Linked DNA regions of Homo sapiens: region 2 is linked to region 1. Evidence: read pairs that join two places in POLR2A ChIA-PET (ENCODE). Cell type or tissue: MCF 10A. All regions are shown on one strand. Each heading gives the region's core, and the rest is flanking DNA. Links, peaks and the distances in the headings are about the cores only.

What was found. ChIA-PET counts read pairs that join two places held together with the same protein. Peaks named below come from ENCODE experiments on the same cell type or tissue, not always from the same donor. Only the 100,000 strongest peaks of a DNase experiment are listed, where the experiment ranks them.
Region 2: POLR2A ChIA-PET joins it to region 1 with 5 read pairs; 1 of 35 experiments calls an interaction of 5 or more read pairs at or near these places.

The regions. Positions count from the first base shown.
Region 1 is chr2:38,463,411-38,469,755 of GRCh38, reverse strand. It overlaps LINC02613 (long intergenic non-protein coding RNA 2613), which reads left to right. Exons shown (of 5, transcript NR_110259.1): 4 at 315-512. Among named protein-coding and RNA genes, the nearest start is that of LINC01883, 35 kb to the right of the region's middle. In MCF 10A, for the core only: a CTCF peak has its summit at 3,814 (motif pointing right); DNase peaks (open chromatin) are centred at 2,755 and 3,835.
Region 2 is chr2:37,777,869-37,784,213 of GRCh38, reverse strand. All of the region lies in intron 2 of LOC107985869 (a long non-coding RNA gene), which reads right to left. Among named protein-coding and RNA genes, the nearest start is that of PIRAT1, 95 kb to the left of the region's middle. In MCF 10A, for the core only: no CTCF peak of the experiment used is centred there; a DNase peak (open chromatin) is centred at 3,003.

The sequences.
Region 1 (6,345 bases), core at 1,356-3,855:
GATCAGAGTTCAGGCACGGGTGGTCGTGTGGTGCACGCCAAGCAGAACTGTCCAGCTGATACCTGAGCTGCGGCAGGAAAGATGGCAATGCCCTACAATATGGCAACCTCAGATCTCCTATTTGCTTGCGAGTTTTTGTTTGGTTTGATTTTGGTTTCAGTTTGGTATTTGCAGTAACACCAATCTGAAGAATTAGCAACATTCTTCAAAAATGTTCGTAATAACCAGCTTTGCAGTCCAAAGGGCAGCCTTGATTCCAGCTTTCTGCAGCTCACTAAGCCTAAAATTGGGTGTATTATTCATTTTCTTTCCAGATGTGAAACAACCATTTCAACCAGCTTGGACAAAAGAGAGAAGCCAAGATGGGGCTGAGAAACCAATGCAGGCAGGCCCAGGGACCCAGGAGTCAGGGACCAGGTGCTACCAGATGCTTGCTCCGACTCGTGTTGCTGCTGTCTTCTCTGTGCCTCAACTCTGTCCTCTGTCACTGCAGGCAGCTTCCTCCCAAGGTGGTAAGTAGGGCTGCTGCCAGCCCTGGTGAATGACATCTTAGCTTTTACACTGGAGATACACTGACCGCCTTTCTTGGTTCCAGGATGAAAAAGTCTGGGGAGGACTTTGACTCTTACCCATCCCCTGGAAAAATCAACTGGGGAGGTGGAATTCATGGAAGAACATGGCAGCTCCTGAGGCAGATGTTTGGGTTGGAAAGAACACAGCATTCATTCATTCATGTGGCACTTTTTTTTTTTTTTGACGGAGTTTCACTCTGTCACCCAGGCTGGAGTGCAGTGGCGCGATCTCAGCTCGCTCATGCAGCACATTTTTATTGAGCAAAACTGAGAGGCTGAGTGAGAGACCAAAGTCTTCACTGATGAGGGAGAGGGTGCCCAGAGATTGGCAGATGAAGGTGAAGAGAAAAGGTAGAGGACACCAAGGGCCCTGCCAAGCAGCAGAAGTAGGAGGAATTGAGGAGCTTCTTCCGGAATGAAATCAGTTGCACTTTTTTATTTTTTATTTTTTGAGACAGGGTATTTCTCTGTTCTCCAGGCTGGAGTGCAGTGGTTGATCTCGGCTCACTGGTGACCAACCTTTGGCTCCTGGCTCAAGTGGTCTTCCTGCCTCAGCCTCCTGAGGAGTTGGTATTACAGGCACGTACCACCATGCCTGGCTGATTTTTGTATTTTTAGTAGAGATGGGGTTTCACCATGTTGTCCAGGCTGATCTTGAACTCCTGAACTCAAGTAATCAGCCCACCTCGGCCTCCCAAAGTGCTGGGATTTTAGGCGTGAGCTACCGGGCCCGGCCCAATTGCTCCTTTGAAAGGAAGTCCTGCTATGAAAAAAAGTAGCAGTTGAACTAAATGGTGAATTGAATGATGTAGCTGCTTTACATCCTGGCTCAAGCTCCTGACCTTGTTGTAAAACAATAAAAGTTTGGGCACCAGCAGTGAGTCTGCCAGCTACACTGTGAGTAGCTGTGCCCGAGGGGAATTCTTGCACATACTCTATGGGAGATGTGTACAAGAATGTGCATAGTAGCATTGTCTATAATAGCTAAAAAAGGAAACAACCCAGATATTCATAAGTAACAGAATAACGAAGAAATTTTGGCATAATGAAATCCCATATAGCAAAGAAACCAAATAAACTACAGCTACACTCATCAACATGAACAAATTTCAAAAATACTGTTGAGCAAAGACAGCATGTTAAGAAGGTTACAATTAGCATGGCTTTGTCACATGAAATTCACAAAAGGCACCACTAAGCAGTATATTGGTTAGGGATCCACAACAAATGGATTAAAACTATAAAGGAAAGCCAGGGAATGAGTAACACCTGTGTCAGGTCAGTGGCTTGCCCCAGGGTTTGGGAAGGGAGAGCAAGACAATTGGGAAGGGTGGGCATGGAGTGAGCTTCATGGTATTGGCAATGTTCAATTCCTTAAGCTGGGTGGTGTGGATATGTGTATCTGGTTTTTATTATTATTCTTTAAGCTGGACATATACGTTATGCACATTCTTTTGTAATATGATCTATTTCACAATGAAAAAAAATTGTAAAGCAGATATAGCCAAAACCAAAGCTCCTCCACACCCCAATAAAAGGTAGAGTTTGATGTGGTTGAAGAGTCTGAGCCTCAATGGAATGAGGACTTTTCCAGATGTGGTGCTGTACTGGCTGGAATAGCATCCGGGAGAAAGGAGGATGGCAAAGCAACCCACACTGCCCCCTGGCCAGGGCATCGGCAGCTGGACTGAGGGGTGCCCTGGTATCCCCGGGACCTCCTTTTCCTATGGCTCTGGGACCGCTGTGTGCCCACTCTATGCCCCTTTCTTCCTGCACCACAATCCTCAGGGGTTGGCTGGCTTTTCGGAGTCGCCACCAGGTACTTTATTTCTCACAGCTTTCCCACGGCTGCCTGCTGAGTAGGAGGCAATTATCCTAACTTCTCATGTTTTTGACCCTCAAAGCAAGTGCCCCAGCCCATTTGGAGTTAAAAATGTGAAAGCATTTTGGACCACATCCAAAATCTGGTCACTCACCATGTGATTACCTTTTTAGGGAAGGTTTATCATTTGCCTGCTGAAGTTTACTTTAATTTCTGAATGTTTTGCAAACACATTCTTTGTTGACAGCCCTAGCTGGAAATGTTTCAGCTCACCGTGTTCTGGGTAAAAAACATTGTCAAGTCTTTTTTTAACCCCTCACGTTAGATGGTTTTTCTTGGCCTGCATTTCAGTGTCCATTAACCTTAGTGTCGTAACATCTTGGAGTTAGAAGCAACCTTGGAAGCCACCCATCCAACTTCCCACCCAGTGGGAGAATTGTTCTGAAGCTTGCCTGATCACCAGCCTCAGATAGCTTGCTTTTTAAGGGCATTGCTGTACAGACACAGAGTACCATAGTTTACCAATTCCCCATAACATTTTGCATACATTTTCATGAATCTTGCAGAATCAGAAAGCAGTGTGAGCAATTCCAAGTTTGCTAATTAAATTAAAATGAGCACAGACTCTTACAAAACAGGTTTTAGAGTTTCAGGAGGCCTTACATGGTCAAAGACATTTTTCACCTACTTAAAATAATCCTATCCTGGTTAGCAGGGACAGAGAGATGAGGGAGTTGGACACATCACATGCTTGGAAGGAGAAGCAGAGAAGGATTGCTTGGCAGTCCTGTGTGTACATTTTCTTCTGTCCCTTTGTTCTTACTTTCTTGCCTCCTTAAAAGAACAGAGATGGCCAGGTGCGGTGGCTCACACCTGTAATCCCAGCATTTTGGGAGGCCGAGGTGGGCGGATCACGAGGCCAGGAGTTCGAGGCCAGCCTGACCAACATGGTGAAACTCCGTCTCTACTAAAAATACAAAAATTAGCCAGGCGTGGTGGTGGGCGCCTGTAATCCCAGCTACTCAGGAGACTGAGGCAGGAGAATCACTTGAACCTGGGAGGTGGAGGTTGCAGTGAGCTGAGATCGCACCACTGCACTCCAGCCTGGGCAACAGAGTGAGACTTGGTCTCAAAAACAAACAAACAAACAAACAACAAACAAAAACAAAACAAAACAAAAAAAGAACAAATGGTATATAAATGAAGAATATAGACATTGCCCTGCTGAAGGGCGCTGGACTGGCCTGTCATCCTCCCACTGCCACCGCCTGTCTTTCCACCTAATGGTAACTGGATGCCTTGTCCCATTAGTTTGGGCCTACCCCAGTTTCTGAGCCCACCGAGAGATAGTGCAATGTGTGTTAATAGTTGCCCCTTCCACCTGTCTCCCTAACTTTTGTTCTGCTCCAGTAGAGGGAGCCAAGCGGTGATACCAGCTGCTATGGTGGTTAAGTGAGCTTGAGCCTTGAGCCACGCTGGGACCTTGGTGGCACAGGCCCCTCAGAGTAAGGGGAGGAAGCTGGCCTGGGAAAGACTGAAGTTAACCCATCAGAACAACAGGGTTGTTCTGTGCCTAACCCCTCTCTCATGCAAGCTGAGGAGAGTTTCTGGGCTAAAGAAGGTAGCTGAAGATTTTTTTTTTTTTAAGTTAGGGGTAGGAAGCTCAAGCAGGGGTGAGGAGAGAACAATGCAAGGTGCTGACCCAGCCTGGACACACAGGTGCAAGGTCCAGGGGGCATGTGAAGTTCAGGTAAGCTTAAGTAATGGTTGTGAGAAGGCCTAGTTGGTGGCACAGGGCCTGGTGGACCCTTCACAGCATGATACCCCAGTCAGAGCCTATGCAGAGAGACAGGCAAGAAGTGGCAGGATGTCGGGGCCACAAGCAGAAGCTCAGGGCAGGCCAGCATGCCCTGCAGGCCACCAGGGGCAGGAGCCTCCTTCAAGGTTCTGATCCTGCTGTGTGGTCCCTCCCCAGACACCCAGATCTCCCGCAGCACGCTGAGCACCTAGAGACTGGTCCAGGACTGATGCACTCACAGATCTGCCTGGGTCCCGTCTGATGACTCGAAGGGGCCAAGGAGACTGGGACTGACTGCCTGAACTGCCGGGCCCCAAGTTCCGTCAATTCAAATCAACAAATACTGGACTGTGTATCTCTGGGTGAGGGAGTTGGGGTAGGATAAAGATAAGGGGCTGGGTGGCCAACTAAGAGGGAGATTAGGAAATGCTGATAATGTCATATCATATGAATTATACAGCAGATTACACAGCCAGAGGACACTGCTTCGTTAGTCCATACAGGCATCTATTTACATGGGGCATTTACATGGGAGAAGGAGAGGGGGAAGACAACATAGGAAGAGAGGAAGCGGGGGAAGAATTTTGCATAGAAAAAATGCAGTGCCAATCCCTGACCTTGTCTTCCAGTCCAGTGGCAGGTGGCAGCAGGGAAGGACTAAAGGAGCCATTTCCGCAGGGCGTCAGGGAGACAGAGGCCACAGCTATCTGCTTAGGTTCCAAAGTAACTTCAGGGATACTGAGTGGAGGAGAGGGTCATTGTCCTCACCCCGCTGTGCAGCAAAGCATCTCTGTGAGTGTGAGGGCAGCAGAGGTGTAACTCCATGTTGGCACCTACACCACTGGTGTAGTGGAAGCAGCACCCTTGGCGTGCACACAGGTGTATCCCCAGAGGGCAGCCTGAGAGCGCAGCGCAGAGCATCCGCAGGACTTGAGTGGGATCGGAGGTCAGGAACCAGTGACGTTCTGGACACACCCATTATTTTCAACTGGTTGGTACCAGGTTGGGCCAGTAGGACCTGCAAATACTCCAGTTGTGGAAGTTAACAGAGTGTCCTCTCTAGGCGCTTTAATTGCCACCTTCATAACAGCCTTGAAAAATTCCACCCGCCCCCCAACCTTTTAAATTTCTTTTCTTTTCTTTTTTGTCTTTTGAAACGGAGTCTCACTCTGTTGCCCAGGCTGAAGTGCAGTGGTGCAATCTCAGCTCACTGCAGCCTCCACTTCCCGGGTCCAAGCGATTCACCTGTCTCAGCCTCCCAAGTAGCTGGGACTACAGGCACGTGCCACCATGCCTGGCTAATTTTTATATTTTTAGTAGAGACGGAGTTTCACCATGTTGTCCGGGCTGGTCTCGAACTCCTGGCCTTAAGTGATCCGCCCATCCCGGCCTCCCAAAGTGCTAGGATTACAGGCATGAACCACCGCACCCGGTCCCTACCTTTTAAATGTCATAGAACTTTTCTGAATCTGCAATTACCTTGTTTTTTTTCCTTTGGTCCAAGGGTCAGCCAATTTTAAAAATTTTTTTTTCTGTAAAGAGCCAGATAGTAAGTACTTTTGGCCTTGGGGGCCATATGGTCTCTGTTACAACTGCTCAGCTCTGCCACTGTGGTCTGGAAGCAGCCATTGACAATGCATAGACTAACGAATGTGACTGTATTCAAATAACAGATGATTTATGGACTCTGACACTGGAATTTTATATACATTTTCACAAATTACAAAACATTCTTTTTGATTTTTTTCACAAATCCAAAAATATGAAAAACATTTTTAACTTGTTGGGTGCAGAGACAGTCCCTGGCCGTAGTTTACCAATCCCTGAGGGTCAGGAAGGGCTCATAGTTGTGTTGCTAGTGCCTAGCACAATGTCCGACATACAGTAGGTGCTCAGCAGATATTTGTTGGAGGTGTGAACTGCACTTTACATACAAGGAGACCACAGCTCAGGAGGTTAATCAGCTCTCTGAAATGTGGAGTTAGAACTCACACTTTCATGGTTTGCAATACTTTGGAAAGTGAAGTGGTTGGCAGCTCTTCCAGCTGCGAGTCCTCCACTCCTTCTACCAAATCACAGCTTTGGCCTTCCCAGAAAAAAATATTGTCATATGGAATTTCACAGAATTGGGGGCCGGGCGTGGTGACTCATGC
Region 2 (6,345 bases), core at 1,506-4,005, 690 kb after region 1:
TTTATTGTGTGAGGTAAGCATGTTACCTGTGTTATCTCATTTAATCCTTAAAATAACCTATGGGCAGAAACTATTTTTATCCCTGTTTTACAGATGAGAGAATTGGGGCTTAGAGAGATTAGAAACCTGCCCAAGCCAAAGCCCATACTCCTAGCCATCTTGCTATATAAGTTCCTAACTGTCATATGGAATCCCTACCCACCTCACTAGGTGATACTGAAGATAAAATTAGGTGGTGCATGAGAAAATGTTTTTTGGAAGTTAAACGTGTGTAGCATAAATATAAAGAAAAATAAAAATCTATACTCCTGAAGATCTTATATGATAACAAAGCTCAAAAGAACTCCCCCAAAAAACTGACACAACCACAAATCTTCACTGACATTAAGTAGCAGAGACAGCTATATATAAACAACCTGCAACAGGAGGGTCGTAGAACCCAGAAGCATTAGTCCTGGAGGACTTCCTGAAAGAGGTGAGTTTTGGCTAAGTTCCTGTCAATGATGCTGGCATAGACTATAAGAGAGGAGGCTGGGCACAGTGGCTCATGCCTGTAATCCCAGCACTTTGAGAGGCCAAGGCAGGCGGATCACCTGAGGTCAGGAGTTCGAGACCAGGCTGGCCAACATGAGGAAACGCTATCTCTACTAAAAATAAAAAATTAGCCAGGCGTGGTGGTGGACACTTATAATCCCAGATACTCGGGAGGCTGAGGTAGGAGAGTCACTTGAACCTGGTAGGTGGAGGTTGCAGTGAGTCAAGATCATGCCACTGCACTCCAGCCTGGGCAACAGAGTGGTGAGACTCTGTCTCAAAAAAAAAAAAAAATAAAAAAAAAAAAAATAAAAAAAATAAGAGAGGAGAGGCATTCCAAGCAGAAGCTCTGGCCAGCAGGGCCGCACTGCTCCATTGAGCAGGTGTCCAGGCAGGAATAGAGATTCTGGTTAGAGTGGGTGGAAGTAGACCGGGCTCTAAGGCCATAGAAATATGTCTGTGTGACAGATTGGGCCACTCGTCCCCCACCCTCTGCAGTGTTGTACACAATAGCTTCCACATTATCCTAAACACAGACCACAACTCATCCACTGAGCAGTTTTTGCTGCTACAATCCTCAATCTCCTGAAAAATCAAAATACACTCTCTGATCTTGGCACGAACGCTTGCTCTCACTTGTGGGCCTTTTCCATGGACTTTTATGTCTCTGTTTATTTTGTGTTTCATGAGTGGCTCATGCCTTTAAAGGAAATGCACTAACCTTGGCCTGTCATTATGGTCCTGTGCTCGCCCCGCTCCTGGGATGGGTGAGCCTGGGCTTTTAATTTGCTGTGATGGGAGATAATTGTTGCTTGAGTTTCCACCTCTGAAAATAAACCGGGGTGGTGCTTCCCGGCTGGAAATCCACAGAAGCAAGCTCACCCCTGGGGCCTGTGCCAGGGGAGGCTTAAGCCATCGCTGGAGTGACTGATCTTAACATCCCTCACTCCTTTCCTTTTCTGGATTTCAAAACATACAATTAGTGTTTTCTTTAAGAGCCCAAGATGGCAAAGTTACGAAAGTTCGGGAGACTTTTCGATATTGTATGCAAGAATTCTAGAGGTGGGACTCCGGGAGACCAGTAACACATTTGATGGTGGAAGCTCTGTTATTCCAGGTCACTGTGTGAGGCGAGGTGGAGTGGAGCCCCCAGCCAACCGGCACTGAACATTTAGTGAGATTGAGAAGTAAGCTCATTGTTAGCTACTAAGATTTGGGAGTTGTTTGTTGCCACAGCATAAACTAGCCTACCCTGACTATAAAAATACATGAAGCACTTAGCATAGTCCCTAGAGCATCACAGCCTCATAATAAGTGATAACTCTTATTTTGATAGAGCTGTCTTGAAGCAATCACACAGAGTCTAGCACAGTTCTGAGCAAATGCTTGTATACTTTTTTACAATGACAGAGGATGAGTTCAAAGTCAGCAGAGGCTATCAGAACCCAGGAAAATACTGGGCCCAAGAGAAACGAAACCCTTTCCAGAAATGGGAGAGAGAGGACTGCTATTTGCCCCCACGTGTACAGTCAAGTCATCATATGCTCCAGTTTTCACTAACTAGAAACTTGTTCCCATTTTACTCTCAGTGAAGTTATTTCTGAGGCCTGAGTCTGATGCATTCTCAGCTCAGAATATCAGGTAACAGAAGCTAGATACCTGATCCTCAAATTTGTCATTAATTACTTAGTGCAGAAACCAAGGTGTCATAAGGGTATTTTTTTTTTTTTTATTTCGCTCAGTAAGTTATAAAACTCTAAGAACCTCAGTTACATTAGCGTAAAGGCAGCCGCAGTTGAAGAAGCTGACCATTTTTTCCAGGGCAGTATTTAGTGCCAAAAGGAGTTTATTACATTTATTACAAATAAGAAGAGGCAGTGCAGGTAGAAGTTAAGAGTGTGGCCTTGGGTGCCCACCCACAAGATGTAGGCTTACATTCTAATTCCTTAACTACAAGGTGGTATGGGTTTAAGAACTTAGAGCTATTCTTTATGCACGGGGATCACTCAGTAAATAATAAGCCTCATTATACACACTGAATTGGTTGATGATTTTTAACATTTATATTATTGTTTTAGTCATTTATTTATTCAAAAAATATTTGCTTCAAACTTTCTCAGTGCCACTACCTCACTTAATCTTCTCAGTGACTCTATAAGATCAGGAAAATTGCTCTCACTTTATAAGTAATTAAATAGAGGCACAGAGACAGTAATCTTAAGACCACATAGCCAGTTAAATGGAAGAGCTGAGTTTAAACCCAGATCTTAAATAGGAAAATCCTACAAAGTCTTAGTTCATTGGGAAGTAGATCTTGTGAGTAAATTCAAAAATCTTCACAGCTTCTAAAAAGGGGGAAGAGATTGTTCTAATACCACCCAGCCCACTCTGAGGTCCAGTTTGTATGTGATAGGGATATTTAATATAGAAAGGTATGTTGACAAGGGCGTGAGTCATCTCCTGAAGATAAATACCATCTGTGCATGGAACATGTGGTTAAATAAGGGAAATGCCTGTCAATAAAGAGTGGCCATCTCCCCTGAAAGCCGTGCAGACCCAACACGGTAGCCAAGGGCCACTATTCATTGCTCTCTCACCCGAGAGGTCTCTTGAAGAAGGATGCAGAGTTGGACCTCGAAATCAGTCATTCAACACACGTCTAAATATTTTCTAGCAAGGTAAACACTCTCTCAGGCATCTTACCTTCATATAGCTTCATTGCATGATAAAGTGATTCTATCTCAGGAAAAAAAAAATCATGGATAAAAAGAGAGACTTGCATGTTTAGACTCTTGTCATTAACAATGCACACAAAGAGCTACTGTGATCACCGGTGTTACCTGGACCAAAAAGGGGTAAAGAGGGCTGAAGTGTTTTATGAGTTAGCCCATTCCTTGATAACTTCAGCTTTTAAGTTTTGCCAGCTGCTGCCAAGCTGGAAAATTAGATGCATTGTATTTCATTATGTTTCATTCATTAATTCAACCAATGTTGCTTGGGCACCCTCTAATGAACTTAATGAGTGTGGCCAGGTTGTGTGAGTAAGGCAAAGATGAATTCCCTGCCCTGGGGAGCTTGCAGTCTGGTAGGAGACAGAAGTACCCCAAACGAAGGTTCTAGAAAAGCAGGGCCAAACACAAAGTACTAGCTGCTGTCCAGGAGTGGAGTGGAGTCTGGACCGGAAGATGATGACAGTATTTGAGTCAGGTTTTACCAAAATACTTGTATTACTGGTAAGCTCAGTGTGCATTCTCTGGCTAAGCCCTGAGAGGTAGGGAACTGGAGTCCTGTGAAAGAACCTGCTTCCCTGCCACTGGGGCCCTGCACCTCCCTGGTCTCTAGCAGATGCTGCCTCTCCATTCAGCACAGAAATGGGAAGCCTACCCCTCTCCACCAGATCTCACAAGACCCCTCATCAGTAGGGCCCCTTCAGCCTCTGACTCACCCATTCCAGTGCTCAGTCTGAGGTGCCTGTGGGAAGAAAAGACCCATGGCTGGGTGGGTGCCTATCCTCTCTCTCTAGACTCAACACCACCTGCCTAAGCACAGACTCTTCCTTGATCTAAAACAAAAAGCCCCCATGTACATCCATTCTTTGAAACAATGCCTGGGGCTAGGGAAATGATCTCCCCTAGAGTGACTGTAATTCATCATTCCAAACTGAGAAACTGTAGAGAGTGGCAAATGCAAGCCGGAAGGGACTCTAGAACCATAGTCCTAAGCCAGGACCATCCCAGGAAAACAGATCTTGCAACCATTCTTGTTCCCAATTACATCCAGTCTCTGCTGGCCCTGCCACAGGCTCTGGGGACTCAGTGCTTTATGGGTGCTGCATTTACATTTGCTGGCCAAGAGATGCAAAATAAAACCATGGTCAAATTTCAATTGCCTGCCTGGAAATATAAGACCAGTACCCAGGAAGTGGAATAAAGAGCTGGTTTAGGGGTTTGAACTTCCACCAAATTGACTCAACCACCATGTAACCGGAGGCCCCAGTTTTTGGGACATAGCTGTCTATAGTCTGATTGGTGGCATTTTTCAGGCAGAATAAGGAAATTATATCAGTCAAGAATGCATTTGTCCTAATTTGTACTGATTTGCTGCTGCCCGTTCAAAGGATCTTATTTAAGACCAGAGTAATTTGTTTTCTGTGCTGCCTTGAACAAAACTCCTCCCTGCACTTGAGCGTATAATATTTGTAGACATTTGTCTTCAGGCTAGTGCAGTAATCTTCCTTGTATGCAACTGGGTTTTCTCTGAAAAGACAGTTGTTTAAAGTTCAGCCCAACGTTTATTGACTTTTTTTGTGCTTGTATCTACAGAGAAATCATAGTCACTGGTTTGAACGGACTAATCAAGACCTATGAACTGCTGTCTGCACTAATATCCACTTTCCCAGAGATCAAAGCCACGTGGCTGGGGAGACAGACTTTCAGCTGCTTTTCTTGCATCCTTTTCTGATCAGAGTGATTTATCACTTGAATGCCATCATCGGGTCACAGGCTTTTTACTTCAGATATTTGGTATCAGACTGTTGAGTATCAGATGATTTAGCATTTGAGTTTATGCTTAATCTGTCTTATAAACAACCCTGTGATTTAAAAGAAAATGAAAGCCTCTTCTATGAGGAAAGCCTTGTCTATGGGACTCTAAGAAATGGGAGGAGGCAATATTTAGGAAATCCAGTAGGCCTCATTTAATCTCTCCTTCCTTTAACCCAGGGATAGAACAGCATGTTGTGATGAGGACATTCTATCCCTGAGCCAGGATGAAATGGTGCAGGATGAGGGCATTGTTCCTCACTGTGCAGGAAGGAAGAACAGGGATCATTTGCCTCCATTTTTCAGAGATTCCTGGCTCCTCTTGACCCTGAACTCCCCATTGTATTTTTGGGAAGAATACCCACAGTACTTCCACAGACAGAAAAACCTCGAGGGCAAAGCCCAAACGTTATGGTTGCTATGATCTCTCTACTAACCTCAAAGAATAAACTACAACATTCTAAGCATATGGATCTCTATGTGGCCCCTGCCAGGAAAATTGTCTGTTCTGAATCTGGTACCAGCCCTTCAAATCCAGAAAAGCTAGGTCCTAAGGTGGTGCTGAGCATGTAGAAGAAGGGTTGCAAACCAGCTTTCCTAGTTGCAATGACCACAGATCCTAGGGACCTCTTCAGTGTTAAGTTTCTCCCCAGACCCCACTGCTGCCCTGGGGGTTTGCCGGATATCGCTTCTTGCATCGAGGGCTGCCTTCTCTCACATTTGCCCTGCCATTTGATGTCCCAAATCTTGAACAGGCCTGCCTGGCCTCACCTTGATAGCACCTTCACCATAGTAAGTATTCAGTATCTGGATTGGCAGACCACCAGGCGGACCCAGTGAGATTGACTGGTACCCAGTAGCAGCTCAATCCATACTCCATGAATGAATGAATGAATGAATGAGGATTGAAGGAAGTATGAAATTCCAGCCATGCTTCCCAGGGGAGGGTCTGCAGCCCTGACTCAGACAGAGACGGTAACAGGAGCAGTTTGAACCACCCATCACCACTCCAGCCTGGAGGCTCTATGGGAAGAGACCAGGAGCAAGGGAGAAAGAGTAGGCCCTTGCTCTGGACAGATCCTCTAGTGCTGCTGCTGTAGGGCCAGAGTAAGGACCCCTTGTGAGGATGAGAAAGGAAGAAGTGTCTCCTCCACAACCCGGGCTAAGTCCAAGCAACCTCTGCATTTCTTCATTCAGAACCTTTGCTCAGCCTAGGATGTGTTGAGGACATAATGAAGTGATGAGTGCTCCCCTGACTCTCAGGGGTCCC